4 separate regions of the Homo sapiens genome follow, and regions 2, 3 and 4 are each linked to region 1. A link is a contact called in ENCODE Hi-C or POLR2A ChIA-PET data. All regions are on one chromosome and are shown on one strand. Each heading gives the region's core, a stretch centred on a gene start or an enhancer-like site at or near the end of the contact. The rest is flanking DNA. Distances are from core to core; before and after follow the strand shown. Region 1 holds the start of IKBKE (inhibitor of nuclear factor kappa B kinase subunit epsilon). Region 2 overlaps IL19 (interleukin 19). Region 3 overlaps IL19 (interleukin 19). Region 4 has its middle 31 kb from the start of IL19.

The links. A loop is a pair of places that touch in the nucleus more often than their neighbours do. ChIA-PET counts read pairs that join two places held with the same protein, here RNA polymerase II (POLR2A). Pooled maps may share reads with other maps.
Region 2: a map of B cell shows a loop between it and region 1 (3-fold over the local background). The contact joins the enhancer-like site here to the promoter of IKBKE in region 1. A Hi-C loop is called at or near these places in 1 of 168 maps with a recorded cell type or tissue (B cell), 2 of 37 single-sample maps with no recorded cell type and 14 of 50 pooled maps. POLR2A ChIA-PET finds 5 or more read pairs at or near these places in 1 of 52 experiments (activated CD4-positive, alpha-beta T cell).
Region 3: a pooled map shows a loop between it and region 1 (4-fold over the local background). The contact joins the enhancer-like site here to the promoter of IKBKE in region 1. A Hi-C loop is called at or near these places in 2 of 37 single-sample maps with no recorded cell type and 4 of 50 pooled maps.
Region 4: a pooled map shows a loop between it and region 1 (4-fold over the local background). The contact joins the enhancer-like site here to the promoter of IKBKE in region 1. A Hi-C loop is called at or near these places in 1 of 168 maps with a recorded cell type or tissue (naive thymus-derived CD4-positive, alpha-beta T cell) and 8 of 50 pooled maps. POLR2A ChIA-PET finds 5 or more read pairs at or near these places in 5 of 52 experiments (B cell, BJ, CD8-positive, alpha-beta memory T cell and 2 more).

The regions. Positions count from the first base shown.
Region 1 is chr1:206,469,021-206,472,189 of GRCh38, forward strand. IKBKE (inhibitor of nuclear factor kappa B kinase subunit epsilon) reads left to right here and starts at 1,456. Exons shown (of 22, transcript NM_014002.4): 1 at 1,456-1,678; 2 at 2,136-2,225. RefSeq lists enhancers at 366-1,003, 523-832.
Region 2 is chr1:206,801,704-206,804,872 of GRCh38, forward strand. The region is part of intron 2 of IL19 (interleukin 19); the gene reads left to right. Among named protein-coding and RNA genes, the nearest start is that of IL10, 31 kb to the left of the region's middle. RefSeq lists an enhancer at 1,475-1,524. Within about 2 kb of position 1,633, at least 6 of the 41 ENCODE cell types and tissues checked have a DNase peak (open chromatin) inside an H3K27ac peak, as active enhancers do.
Region 3 is chr1:206,783,086-206,786,254 of GRCh38, forward strand. The region is part of intron 1 of IL19 (interleukin 19); the gene reads left to right. Among named protein-coding and RNA genes, the nearest start is that of IL10, 12 kb to the left of the region's middle. RefSeq lists an enhancer at 1,259-1,318. Within about 2 kb of position 1,471, at least 3 of the 41 ENCODE cell types and tissues checked have a DNase peak (open chromatin) inside an H3K27ac peak, as active enhancers do.
Region 4 is chr1:206,738,123-206,741,291 of GRCh38, forward strand. No RefSeq gene overlaps it. Among named protein-coding and RNA genes, the nearest start is that of IL19, 31 kb to the right of the region's middle. RefSeq lists silencers at 1,349-1,398, 1,429-1,538. Within about 2 kb of position 1,554, at least 5 of the 41 ENCODE cell types and tissues checked have a DNase peak (open chromatin) inside an H3K27ac peak, as active enhancers do.

The DNA of each region.
Region 1 (3,169 bases), core at 206-2,705:
GGCAGGTGGATCAGGAGGTTGGGAGATCTAGACCAACCTGCTCAATCCACCTCACCAACCACACAGTGAAACCCCATCTCTACTAAAAATACAAAAAATTAGCCACTGGCTCACGCCTGTAATCCCGGCACTTTGGGAGGCTGAGGCAGGTGGATCAGGAGGTTGGGAGATCAAGTCCAACCTGTTCAATCCACCTCACCAACCACACAGTGAAACCCCATCTCTACTAAAAATACAAAAAGTTAGCCGGGCATGGTGGTGCATGCCTGTAGTCCCAGATACTTGGGAGGCTGAGGCAGAAGAATCACTTGAACCCAGGAGGTGGAGGTTGCAGTGAGCTAACATCATGCCACTGCACTCCAGCCTGGGTGACAGAGTGAGACTCCATCTCAAAAAAAAAAAGCAAGCTGGGAAGACTGGGTGGAACATGAGGATCTCAGGCACTCAGGCACATTCCTCCTGGTCCTGATGTGAGAAGTTGCAGCAACTCCTCCAGCTGGAGGTGTTATGGGGAGTTCTCTTTATCTGAGCACTAGGCAGTTCTCAGCTCTGCTCCTGTTCTAGTGTCACTGTGGGAGGGGTGGGGCTGGCGGAGGAAACCACCAGGTGTGGCCATGGGAAAGTCCCTCCAACATTCTATAGAAACATGGAATTTCCTGGTTTTAACCATTTCATATCCAACTGCCATCTCTGAGCTGACCAGAGCAGGACAGACCCCTCCAGCCTCCTAGGACATTTGATGTGGGGCATCGAGTCCTGGCTGGGAAGTTGGCACCTGGGTGCCAGCCCCAGCAGTCTCTGAAGAGCATGGGTAAATTACTGAAGTGTGTGGGCCTCCATGCCTTCAATGCCTTTCTGTAAAATGCTTTCCAAGCTCCCAAACAATTCCAAATATATCCATGTCATCCAATCAACCCACAGAGTAGCTGTTACTCTGCGGGTGAGTGAGCTGGCTGGGAGGGGCTGCATGCTGTGTGCTCAGGTCACACTGGAAGGCATCAGCTGGGTCCCCGCGCTTGCTCTCGGACCTCTGCAGGCCTCCTGGGAAGGTGACTCAGATCCAACTTCTAGGACTGGATCGGCATAGCTCCCACACTTCCTTGGGGTTCCTGGGTGTGGGAGCATGGACTTCCCAGGCAGCTTTCCACTTAGTTAACTTGCCCAACCTGCTCTGTTGACTCTGGGAAGAGCCCTGAACTTCCCTGCTCCAGTGAACTGTGGGAGATGCCAAAACAGCACCCAGCTGCCCATCAAGATTACCAGAAGGGCCCCAGTTCCTGGCTTCTCTGTGGCTCACACTCTGGTCCTATTGCCTACCCTTGGGAACTCAGAGCATCCTCTTTCTCTTTTCTGCTGAGCTGGTGGCTGCACCGAGTTGCCTCTGTCTCTTTAAGAGAGAAAGAGAGAGCGAGAGACGGAAATCAGGAAGTGCGAGAGAGCTGAGAGCCAGGACTCAGTGCTGAGCTTGGTGTCCCACCGCCACAAGGAGGCAGGGAAGAAACCCACTAGTCCCAGCTCCTGGGGTGGCACAGACATTGCAACTGGCCCTGCCTGTGGGTCCTAGGGGCCCTTGGCTACCAGGAGGCTAAGAACACTGCTCATGAATGACAGTGAGCCCTGAAAGCTCTGGGGGTGTCACCCAGTCCCACAAGCCTGCATCCCCTGCAGTGGAGATGGGGTGAGTGTGCAGCGTGCGGAGGGGGGTGGGGGTGGAATGAGGGGCCAGACAAGGGGCAGCTGCAGGGCAGCTCAGCCGGGTGCAGGGGTGTGGGCTTGTTGGCAGCGGTGCTCTCACATAGAGCGTTGTGTGTGGCATGGAGGTGAGCCACCACGGGCCAACCACAAGCCCTCCCTGGGCTCTGCTTACCAACACCCAAAGCCAGCGATCAGCACCCAGCGCCTGCCCTCACCTTTCCCGGGGTCTTTCTCCCTGGCCGGAGTCTCAGGAGTAGGAGACGCTGGGAAAGGCTCCCTGAACAGTTTGGGAATAGAGCTGGAAACCCCCAGCCCAGCCCTGTGGGGGAAGGTGACAAACAGGAAAGGGTTAAAGGGCTAGGGCCGGCGGCCTTTGATGGAGGCTGAGAAGCAACTGCACTGAGGGGCGCCTCTCATCCGCCCTCCTCTTTCCGGTGTAGCTCAGCTCCTGGACGTGCCACAGACAGAAAGCATAACATACACTCGCCAGGAAGAGCCTTTGCCTGACTCAGGGCAGCTCAGAGTGTGGGGTAAGTGCACTTGGCCACAGCAGAGCCCTGAGGAGGGAGGGGAGGGGAGAGGTGGGTGGGTGGTGTCTCACATGCTTCACTGTCCACTGCTCATTCATCCAACCACTGGCTGAGGGCCACTGAGCCCTTCTTTGCACCAGGTGCTTGGGGTGGTGGGGGGAGGATCTGCAGAGCGTGCAGAGTTAAGCCAGATGTGCCACAACCAGAGCTCCCGGGCACAGAATCCAGGGGCACACCGCTTGTCTGGGGGTCTGCGCTTTGCACCTCACTGCCTATTATCCCAGAGTCCTGAGCTGTTCCTTGCCCCAGTATCAGAGCCCTTGGCCTTGATTTCAGCCTGCTGTGCTCCAACCCCAGCCCCAGCCCCCAGACCTGCTGGCTGCCTCCAGCCTCAGCGGGGAAAACCAGACCCACTCATTCATGCTGAGCTACTGTGTTGTCTTCAGGAAGCCTCTCAGTACCTCAGTTGCTTCTGTGTAATGTCCGCTCCTACCTGATCTGAAACTAGGAGTTGACCACCGATCTCTTCAAGGGGCCTCTGGCTCAATGAAATGACATTATCAAGGATTTGCATTTTTAAAAAAGATTACACAGAGAAAAAGTTCAGAGCGAAGGAACATAGGATTCCAGGCATGGCAACCCTCAGTTTGAGAACCTGTAAGATGTTAGAACACGAAGATGCCTTTTCTAGTCTAGCGTTATTTAAAAGTATTTAAGTGGCCAGGCATGGTGGCTCACACCTGTAATCCCAGCAATTTTTTGGGGAAGCCCATGTGGCCGGATTGCCTGAGCTCAGGAGTTCAAGACCAGCCTGGGCAACATGGCAAAAACCCATCTCTACTAAAAATACAAAAGACAGCCAGGTGTGGTGGTGCACACCTATGGTCCTAAGCTCCTCAGGAGGCTGAGTTGGGAGGATTGCTTGAGCCCAGGGGGTGGAGGTT
Region 2 (3,169 bases), core at 383-2,882, 330 kb after region 1:
CCTTGGAGGACAGTTATCTGTTCTTATGTTCATATTGTTCTTATGTTCTTAAGTAGACTGAATTTCTTGGGGACTAGACCTTAATCATCTCTATATCCCTGGTCATGAGCAACAGTGCCTGACACATCACAGACTCACAATACATACTCTGTTTGTCAATGAAGGGTGATTACCTGGGTATCTTGACTGTTGGGATTGAGGTAGGATGAAGGCAGCTTTGGGAAGAACTCCAGTGAGCAGAAAAAGGGAAGGGACATTTGGGTGGAAGAAACAGTTTGAACGAAGGCACCTCCATAGAAAGGCATGGACAAACATGGGAGCTTGCAGGAAAGGAGGGGAAGGGGAGGCTGCAGCACAGGGGGCTCCCAGCATGGTCCTGGGCTCCTTGTGTGCATCAGTGAATGCACCAGGCCTTTGCAGAAACTTGATGTATTGGCACTGATCCATAGAGAAGGGAACAGAGGCCCAGGAAGGAAGGTCACACAGCTTATGAGTTGGTGATGGAGATGGGATTAGACCATTCCATTAGACTTTAAAACACATGGCTTATTGGGGCCCTAGAGAACACCTAGTAATTCAGGTTGCCTGGTGCCTACAGTAAGTCAGTAGGTTGTGAGAGGAAAGGTGTACATGACAGAATTATATTATTCATAATATCTGGGTGGTTTTTTTTTCTGCCTTCCATGTACCAAAACCTGGGCTAAGCATTTTTATATATTACCTCATCAAAACGAACAGCACCTTTATCAAGCGATTACCCCTATTTTACAGATAAGGAAACTAAATGTCAGAGAGTTCAATAATTTTCCCAAGATCACGAAGCCAATAAGTGATGGAGTCATGACTTAAATTCAGGTCTTTTGGTGACACAACCCAGACTAATTGGGAAAGAGCTTCATGGGTAAATCGTGAGTCATACTTAATTTCAATTCCTGGTGACATAATGAGGGTACAAATTTTCAATTTTTTTTTTCTTTTTTTTTTGCCATGGGCAAGTTCCAAGCCTGGGCTTCTCTTCCAACACTGTCCCTCCCTTCCCTGTATAGTTCTGCTCACTTGTCCTGTCTTCTTGCTCTGTCCTCTATGCCCACATGTATAGAACTGGATCCCCAATCAAGGCTAACTGCTAGCCTTAAAGAAAGACCAATCTTCTGGCAGATAAGAAGGACTGTTAAGGAAGACGAGGGGACAGGAAAGCAAGGGGAATGTCAAAGAAATAAGGGGCCTGGCCAATATCTCAAGAACAGAAGCAGCTGTGGCCCTGGAAGGGCGAGGGGGACGTCATTTCCTTTTCCAGATCCCTTTTTTCCTTTGAGGTTCAGTCCCAAATGGGTAAAGTTCAAATACTAGTCTTACTCAGAATTCCCTAGTCCTGCTTGCTCAAAAGGTGGATTTTCTGGCCTCACTCCAATCTTCAAAACATCTTTTTGTGGGGCTTGAGAGTCTGCCTTTTAAAATAGCACCCCAGAGAGTCTACACATTGAGGGCCTTGGCTTCTGTAATGCAGTTACATCCATGGGCTTTCGCTGTTGCTGCTGAGAGAACTTGGGGTGCCAGGAAGTCGGGGTTGGATGCCTTCCAGTTCCCTGCCCTAATCAGAGGCATTGACCTGGAGGCCCTGTGTAGGAGTCCCCATCTTTCGGAATTAGTGATGTGGTTAGAGTAGCAACGTGACTCTCTGTGGACGGAAGAAGGTAGGTCGGATGTGAGAGTCTCCCTCCATGAACATGTGTGCGTCATCTGAGTCAAAGCTTGTATCTTTACTCTCAAAAACAAGTCATTTTTGTTCCTGTCAGCATCTTGGCCAGCCCACAACAAAGAGTACAAGCTGGATGCTTGTACTGTGCTGCGATAAAGAGGCCCAGACACAGGCCTCAGGTGATCCTACAGAGCATGGCTGGAGAGAACAGGAAAGGATTATTCCCCTGGGGGCTGATGGGGCTGCCTTCAGCAACACAAAAACATGCTTACAGAAAACTGCTGGAGGACATAGGAGTGATCTGCTTGCAATGAGGTTTTTCAACCACCAGGAATGGGGTGACCTAGTCCAGAGCCCTCTAATAAAGTGACTTTCAAACTGACTGCACTTCAAAATAATCCTAAGCTTTAACAAATAGAGATGCCCAGGCTTCATCCCAGATGTACAAAATTCAACTCTCAGGGACAGGGTCTGGGACTCTGTGCAAAGCCCCCTGGGAATTCTGGAACAACTAATCTGGCATTGCTCTAGGAAATAGCACTTGGAAAGCACTCCAGCAAGGTGGGAGGGAAAATTATTCCAGCTTGAACACTACAATATCAAGTAATCCTTTCTCTCTTCGCCCTGTCTCTTCCCTTCCCTTTCTTGCTCTCTGTAACAGGCAGGAGGCTCAGAAGAGCTTCTTCTCTCACGCTTCTTGCAGGGCAGTACAGGGAAAGATGTAGCTGTGTAAATTCCAGGAGGGCTTCAGGTATATTTAAATATGGGTTGCTTGCCACATTCACCTGCCTATCAAGTTTGCAGATGACAACTGCAGAATGTGGCACCCAGGTCTTGAAAGTCATGAAGCAGAATTGGATAACATCTGTCCGAGTCATGACAAAGAGGGTTCCTGTGCTGGGAGTGGGGGCTAATGAACCTGGAGATCCTTTCCAACACAGACATTCCCTGATGCCAATGATAACCTTTTCAAATTGTTGTTTTCTTGATTTTTATCTGTTTCTGGCACCTCATTTGATTCCCTATATGACAATAACCCCCAGGTTGAGTGCACTGAAATAATTTAGGTAATGAGAAGCTGAAAGTTACTACAGATGGAAGGAATTAGGGTGTATAAAGTGTGCATTGTGTGAGTCATAGGCTGTGTCTTTAAGCAACAAGCTTTTATTGGTGTCAGCATCTTTCCAGGTACAATGCAAACCCAGTGAGAATGAGATTTGGGGTTTAAAAGTGTTTCTGACCAGAGATGCCTGAGGGAATGACCCAGGGATCAAACAGAGATGCAAGAGAGCAAGGCTTCAAGGAAACTCACCTCAGCCTGTTTCCTCAACTGCTTTCCGCACCTTTGTTTGCGGGTGGAAGAATAGAAAATGGGCTTGAATTTTTCAATCTAAAATTCTCTGTTCAAACCTGAAATTCTCTTACCTTATAGGAAGAGCAGCTGTATCTTTCAAGGATAGAATGGGTGCT
Region 3 (3,169 bases), core at 221-2,720, 310 kb after region 1:
TGAACTTAGAAATCATTTTATAAGGAGGGCACCCTTTTAGGAACTGGGTCAGACATTGTGTGGTCATATTAAAGCTCAATCCCTGGTTGCCCACCTGATTGTGGGAGACCATCTATAGAAGGAGGGGAAAAAGAAACTCCTTTTCCCAGGGTGCTGGACTAAGAACTCCAGAGGCCCTAAGTTGTCTCGACCTTCAGATGTAGTTCAAAATAGTTTAAGGAGGCCCAACAAGGTTCTGATACTCTTTTGATGATTTTAAAAGTATTCTTTTTAAGATTAAAATACTTAAAATACAAGGAATACTTTCTAAACAGTATTATTCTTTCAAGTAATTAAGGAGAATCTGTTTGTACCTTGGCTTTTGGGTGATCTGAGACTGTTCCCAGCAAGAACCTTGAATTCAGGTGCCTCAAGCAGTGGGTTGGATATAAATTGGTATCAGGTAGTCAACTGGTTTCACGAAAGCGGCTAAGGGTTGTGCACTTGAGCCTCTCTTATGTGGCAGACCTTATATACCTCTGACAGCAAAGGCTGGAAGTGCCTTCCCCACTTTGCTCAACCCCCAGCCCTACCCTGGGTCCAAGTGTTCTGTTATTGGAAACCCCAAGATGTGCTCTGTCTTTGGGCTTGTCTTTGCAGCAGAGCATGGTGGTTAAGTGTGCGGGCCCTGGAGTCGGACTGGGTTTGCAACCCAGCTCTGCCCTTTCCCATCTGTGTGACCTTGGGCAAGTTTCTGAGCCTCCCTGTGCGGCAGTATCTATATACAATTGGAGATGATAATTGGTGCTGTCGTAGTGTTGCAAGGGCGGAATGAGTGACTGTACACAATGCTTGGATGAATACTTGACATACAGCAAGTAGCCAGCCCACCTGAAGTGTAGTGGTTGATGTTTTTCCTTGGGAATACTCAGCTGCTAAAAGCTAAGTATGTCTCTTCGTGGATCTGAAGACTTGGAACAGACCAATTTCAACTCCAATATTCTGAGGATGTTACAGGGAGACAGAGAAGTCAGTCTCATAGTAGAAAGACTGACTGGCTCAGGCATTTAGGAGGCCTAGTTTCCAGCCCTGGACCTTCTACTATGAGATCCCAAACAAGTTCCTTTTCATCCCTTGGCCTTGCTTTCCGCATCAATAATCCAAGGGCTTGCCAGAGTTGTTTTTCTAAGAAGATTTCCAAAGCTAATGCCCTTAAATTTTGTGATTCCCCTATCTCTCCTCCCAGCCTGCCCCTTCTGTTCCCCTCGGCAGGAGCGAGCGAACATGAGTGGTTCTGATACATATTTTCCTTCCTTTCCAAATCCACCAGGTCAGCACAAGACCAGGCCCTGTCAGCCTCTTCTAGCTCATAGCTTCTGCCCAGCCCTGGAAGTGCCATTCTGTAAGAGAAACAAAACCTTTTCCTCCGGCAGCTTTTGCGTGTGTTCACCTGTATTTCCTTCTCGCAATCCTGGCCCCCAGCACTTTGAGGTTGCAGTTTCGTTGTGAGTCAGGCCTGCTGAGAGCAGTGGAAATCAGAAGAGCCTCCACTTGGTAGGGGAGGACGTGATGCTGCCTTTTCCTCAAGAGCATGGCCCCGGGGGCGGCGGGGGTGTGGAAGGGAGGTGGTCACCTTCCGGAAGTGGATTTCTCACATTGACTGTTTCAGGGAGAAAAGAAGATTACTGGAAAGCCCTAGAAAGCGCTTCACATCTCTTTCAGAAAGAACTTTGCGTTCTCAAGCAATTATCTGCACCACGCAGTAAAATGTCTGTGTTGCGTTGATGCCTGCGCGACGCAGGCCTATGCCGAGGAGGAAGTGTTGTTGGTGTACTTGGCTCCTGACGTGGGACTCAGATAATAAATTCCCTTGAGAGAGGTGACCATGGGATCCTGGATTCCCGTGGCAGAGCACAGTGAGGCCAGTCTGGGTGCTGGTTCAGTCCCAGGAGTTGCCAGCTGCTACGGGCTTTGAAGTATTAAAGTCCCCCAATGCCTCCATTGTATCCCATGGGAAAAGGCGAGCAGGCAGGGAGGAATGGCCAGTGCTAGAAACAGGATATCTGACCCCTGTGAAAACCACTGTGGATGAATACTCGGGTCATGCAGGCTCTGGATCAGCAGATTCTTGGATCCTTGAAGGAGGGTCCATGCAGGTAGACTTCAGGTAGACTGAAGACCCATGGAACACAAACATATATATAATGCAAAAGAACACATACACCACCCCCAATTTAGAAGTGCCTGTTTTCTATGGACTTGAGTGGCAACCATTGGCACTTCCTTAACCGTGCTTGTGAGAAATCCTTTACGAAATCACCAGCAACTTCTAGAGAGTCAGGAGGTCAAATACAGTGGTGGGAAAGAAGCCATGAAAATAACACTGAAATCCCTGGGTGGTTCTAATCCTGGAAGCTGAGTTCCTGTGGGGCTGATCTGTGAGCTGGGACAGGTGGGGAGGAGAGTAGGTCATCTGGGAGCATGTGGTTAAGCAGAGCAGAAGGTTAGCATTTCAATGGAGGGCTTACAGCCCCTCAGAGGGGAAAGTGCAGAGGGACCTCCAGAGAGGGCAGCCAGGGAGAGGGAGCAGAGTGTGACAGAAGTTGACCCAAGACGACCTCGACTATTTCAGATGTTGCCTGAGGCTGTTCATATGTCCAGTAGGAGAAAGAAGCTGTCCTTTGTAAATCTCATAGACCCCCAGCTCCCAAGAACCTGAACTAAGTTTGGTCCTATTTATAGTGTAACCCCTGCTTTGTAGGCTGTGAATGAATCAACATTTATAAGTAGAGTTTCTACAGAGATGTTGCTCCAGTTTCCAAAAAAGTGACTTACAGACATCTGTACAAAATTGGAAAGCTACCTGCACCGAAGTGTATAAACATATATCTGGTCAAAGGGGTCACAGGATGTAAACTGTGTGTTAGGGAGGGGTGGTGACGGGGACTTGGGGTGGGGAAGTGAAAGGGGAGGGATATAGGACATCCTTAGAGGGTATCATGAGCAAGCTGGCCTCACCAAAGCTCTGCCATTGGAATCCAGAATCCCATGTACATCTTTACCAAAGATACCCTATCATATCTGTAAGATGGAAAACATAATGATACTTACCTGCTGGCTATGAGAAAAAAATGGGAAAAATGCTTGTCATAGTGCACGGTTTATAGCAAGCACTCAATGACTTTTACCT
Region 4 (3,169 bases), core at 304-2,803, 270 kb after region 1:
TGCTCTTTAAAAAGAAGACCTTCAGCCACTATCCAAGAGTAAAAATGTCACATTTTCAACATTCAGCTCATCTTGAGCACCTCCTCTGTGTCATGCCCAGTGCTTAGGACTTCGGAGACACACAGATGAGTCCAGAAGTGGGTCTAGCCTTTGTGGAGCTCAGCATAGAGAAGTGGCGGGCATCGCTGTAACAGAAGAACTGATGCTCTCCAGAACAGGAGCAGAGGTGGTTGGAGTGCATAAGGTGGAGCTATTCTGTTAGAGACCCAGGAGAGCTTCCTAGCAGCCCTTCAAGCTGGCACCTGACTGACAGTTTTGATGGCAGAAAATGGAATAGCATGATGGAGATTTCCCCATTGCATTTCTGCTCTCACTTCTCTCTGCAAGAGCTAGATCCTTCCTTCTCCAACAGGTTCACCCCTCCTGTCTTGTGGTCTGAACTGCTGTCTGTCTGCTCATCTCGTTAGCTTGACCTTTGACCCCTCATGGGTTCTGCTCATGGAAATCTGATTTACTCCTCTCTGTGGGGTGCCCTTGGTGTTTTCTGTCCATTTTCCCTTTCCAGCCCCTCCAACTTGGATTTGCCTCATAAATGATGTTTGCTCCCTGAAAAACAAAATTTGGGGATGTGGGCTGATGGGGCTTTTGCCACGTTTCACTCAATTCATTAATTTTTTAAAAAGTGTTACAGTGGTACACCTTAAACTTAGATCTTTTGTAGTTAGGCACTTTCTGAATCATCATGGAAAATGATGACATTACATGAAATTGAGAGCCCTCCTGGAAGAGCAGGATGAGCAATTGTTAGGGGCTTCCTTGCCCCTCTTCCCTCTGCCACTAAAAGGCCTTTCTCATCCCTTTGTCCTCATGGTTCTTACTCCACTCAGTTTAAAAGTGGAGCCCTTGGGAGCCTCCCTGGCACTCACACACAAAAATGTCAATATACTTGGCGTCCACCCTTTCCATTTTTAACACACCACCATCTGGAACCCAGAATTACCTTGGAATTTACTTGTCTCCTCTAGAGGGAGTCATAATTGCTTGGAAGGTAAGTTACTGCCCAGAGCCTCTGGCCAGGAAGTCTTTTGGCTGTCAAGCCTGCAGGATTTCAGGTGGGGCTGCCAAGGTGGTGGAACCTGTGTTTGATAAGTCATTTTTAGGGACCAGGGCTGCCATGCAAATGCATTTGTTTGCATAACTTTCTTGCTCTCAGGGACAGTAAAGTTTCCTACTGCCATCCCACACCCCTGCCAGGATTTGCAAGTGAAATACCAGGACTGACTTTCCACTTTCCCCCTTCATGAGTCCTCCCTTCCTAAGTCCTCCCCCACCCCTTGGTTTTGGTTTTGTCTCTGAGGTCCTGTGTGACCAAATACTAGTCTCAACCTCTCTGATCCTAGGGTAGTAGTGTTTCCAGGACCCTGATATGCAAAGTATCTGTACAAGTTATGCAAATGAGCATCCTGTCTGGGTGGCTCTGGTCCTAGCCCCGGGCAGTTACTAGCTCTGACTACTGCTGTCCGAGTGTGTGAAACGTGATCTTGCTCCTTCCTCTGTCCAGGCAGCTGTGGGTCTCTTGTTCCTCAAACAGCTACTGCCTCTTGGGGTAATAAGGCCTCAAGTTTCAGAATGAGCTGAGTTCTCCTAGCCCTTACCTTCTGATCTGGAGACATGTGGTTCTGAATTCACCAGTCAAAGGTTTACTTTTGAAAGAAACCACGATCTCATCTAAGTCTAAGACAGAGACCTTGGTTAGCTGGAGTCTGTGGTGCAGAGAGACCTGGTATTTGTAGTAAGACCTAGAGGGGCCTTTGGTTTTCTGGCACTCAGCTGTCTCCTTTTCTGGTCACAAACCTATTCTAAGGAAATGGTCCTCATAGTGAGACTCTAGCCCTACCCACCCACAGGAGGGTCGAGGGCAGGAGGGGAAGGATGACAGCCAGGCATTCTTTGAGCCAGTGTGCAAGGAAGAGAAAGGGTAGACGAGAAATTCAGTCTGATCGGCTTATTTCAGGCTCTGAAAATGACAGCTGACTCAGGGTAGGTGCTTAGTATCTGTTGGATGGATGAAAGCATCTAAAGGAAAATTAACACAAGTAATTTTAGTAACTCAAACAAGACATTATATGTACATATATAGACATACAGAGTGAGGCGTGAACCTTTCTCTTTATAACGTCTCCACCTCAGTGATGCCAATTCCCTCTCCAGAAAAAACTTCATTGAACAGCTTTATTTTTTTTGAAATTTTTATCCAAAAAGTTTCTGAAAATTTATCTAGATACAAATATACTTATAAGCACAACTGAGAAGTTTCTTTGGCAGTTATAACAAGTACAAATGGAATCATTAGGCATATTGTTCTGCAACCTGCTTTTAAAAAATTGTGATAAAATACACTTAACTGAAAATTTACCATCTTAAACATTTTTAACTGTAAACTTCACTAGTATGTTCACATTGTTGTGCAACTGACAGACTTTTTCATACCCATGAAACAACATACAGCTTGCTTTTTTCACTTAGCATATCTTGTGAATTTCCATGATCAAACTCATAGAACTATCATTCTTTTTCTAAATAGTTGCAGAGTATTTTATAGTATGATGTACCACAATTTATCTGCTGTGGATGGATATTTCTCACCTCCTTTCTTTTTTATTTGTCTTTTAACCTCATTTGCACTGAAGGACTACCCTCCCCCCCTTTTTCTACTATTTATATAGATCTCACAAATATCTTGTACAGTATCTTCGAGTGTGTGTGTAAGGATTTCTGTAGTATAGATCCCTAGTAGTGGAATGGCAAGATCTAAGGGTATACACATTTTAGTTTTTGATAGGGACTGCCAAAAAGACAGTATCGATTTATGAATGAATGCACTTTGCATATTGCTTTCCAAGTGAGAGCTTTACGAAAGGGTTTGCTGTCAGCAGCAAATCTGGGGGTAGAGTCAGTCAGCCGAGAGTAAAAGGGCATTTATAGCACTTCCCAAAACTGATAGATGTAGACCCTTGGCCACATTGTGGGCGAGTGGAAAAGTCAGCTGTAGAGGGGTTTAGGGGATTCCTTCAACATCTCCCCATATCAGTGGCCCTGCTCACTCAATTATGGTTATTTGCATACATTTTGGGCATGTAGGCAGAATGGCTCAAAGACAAAAATCTGA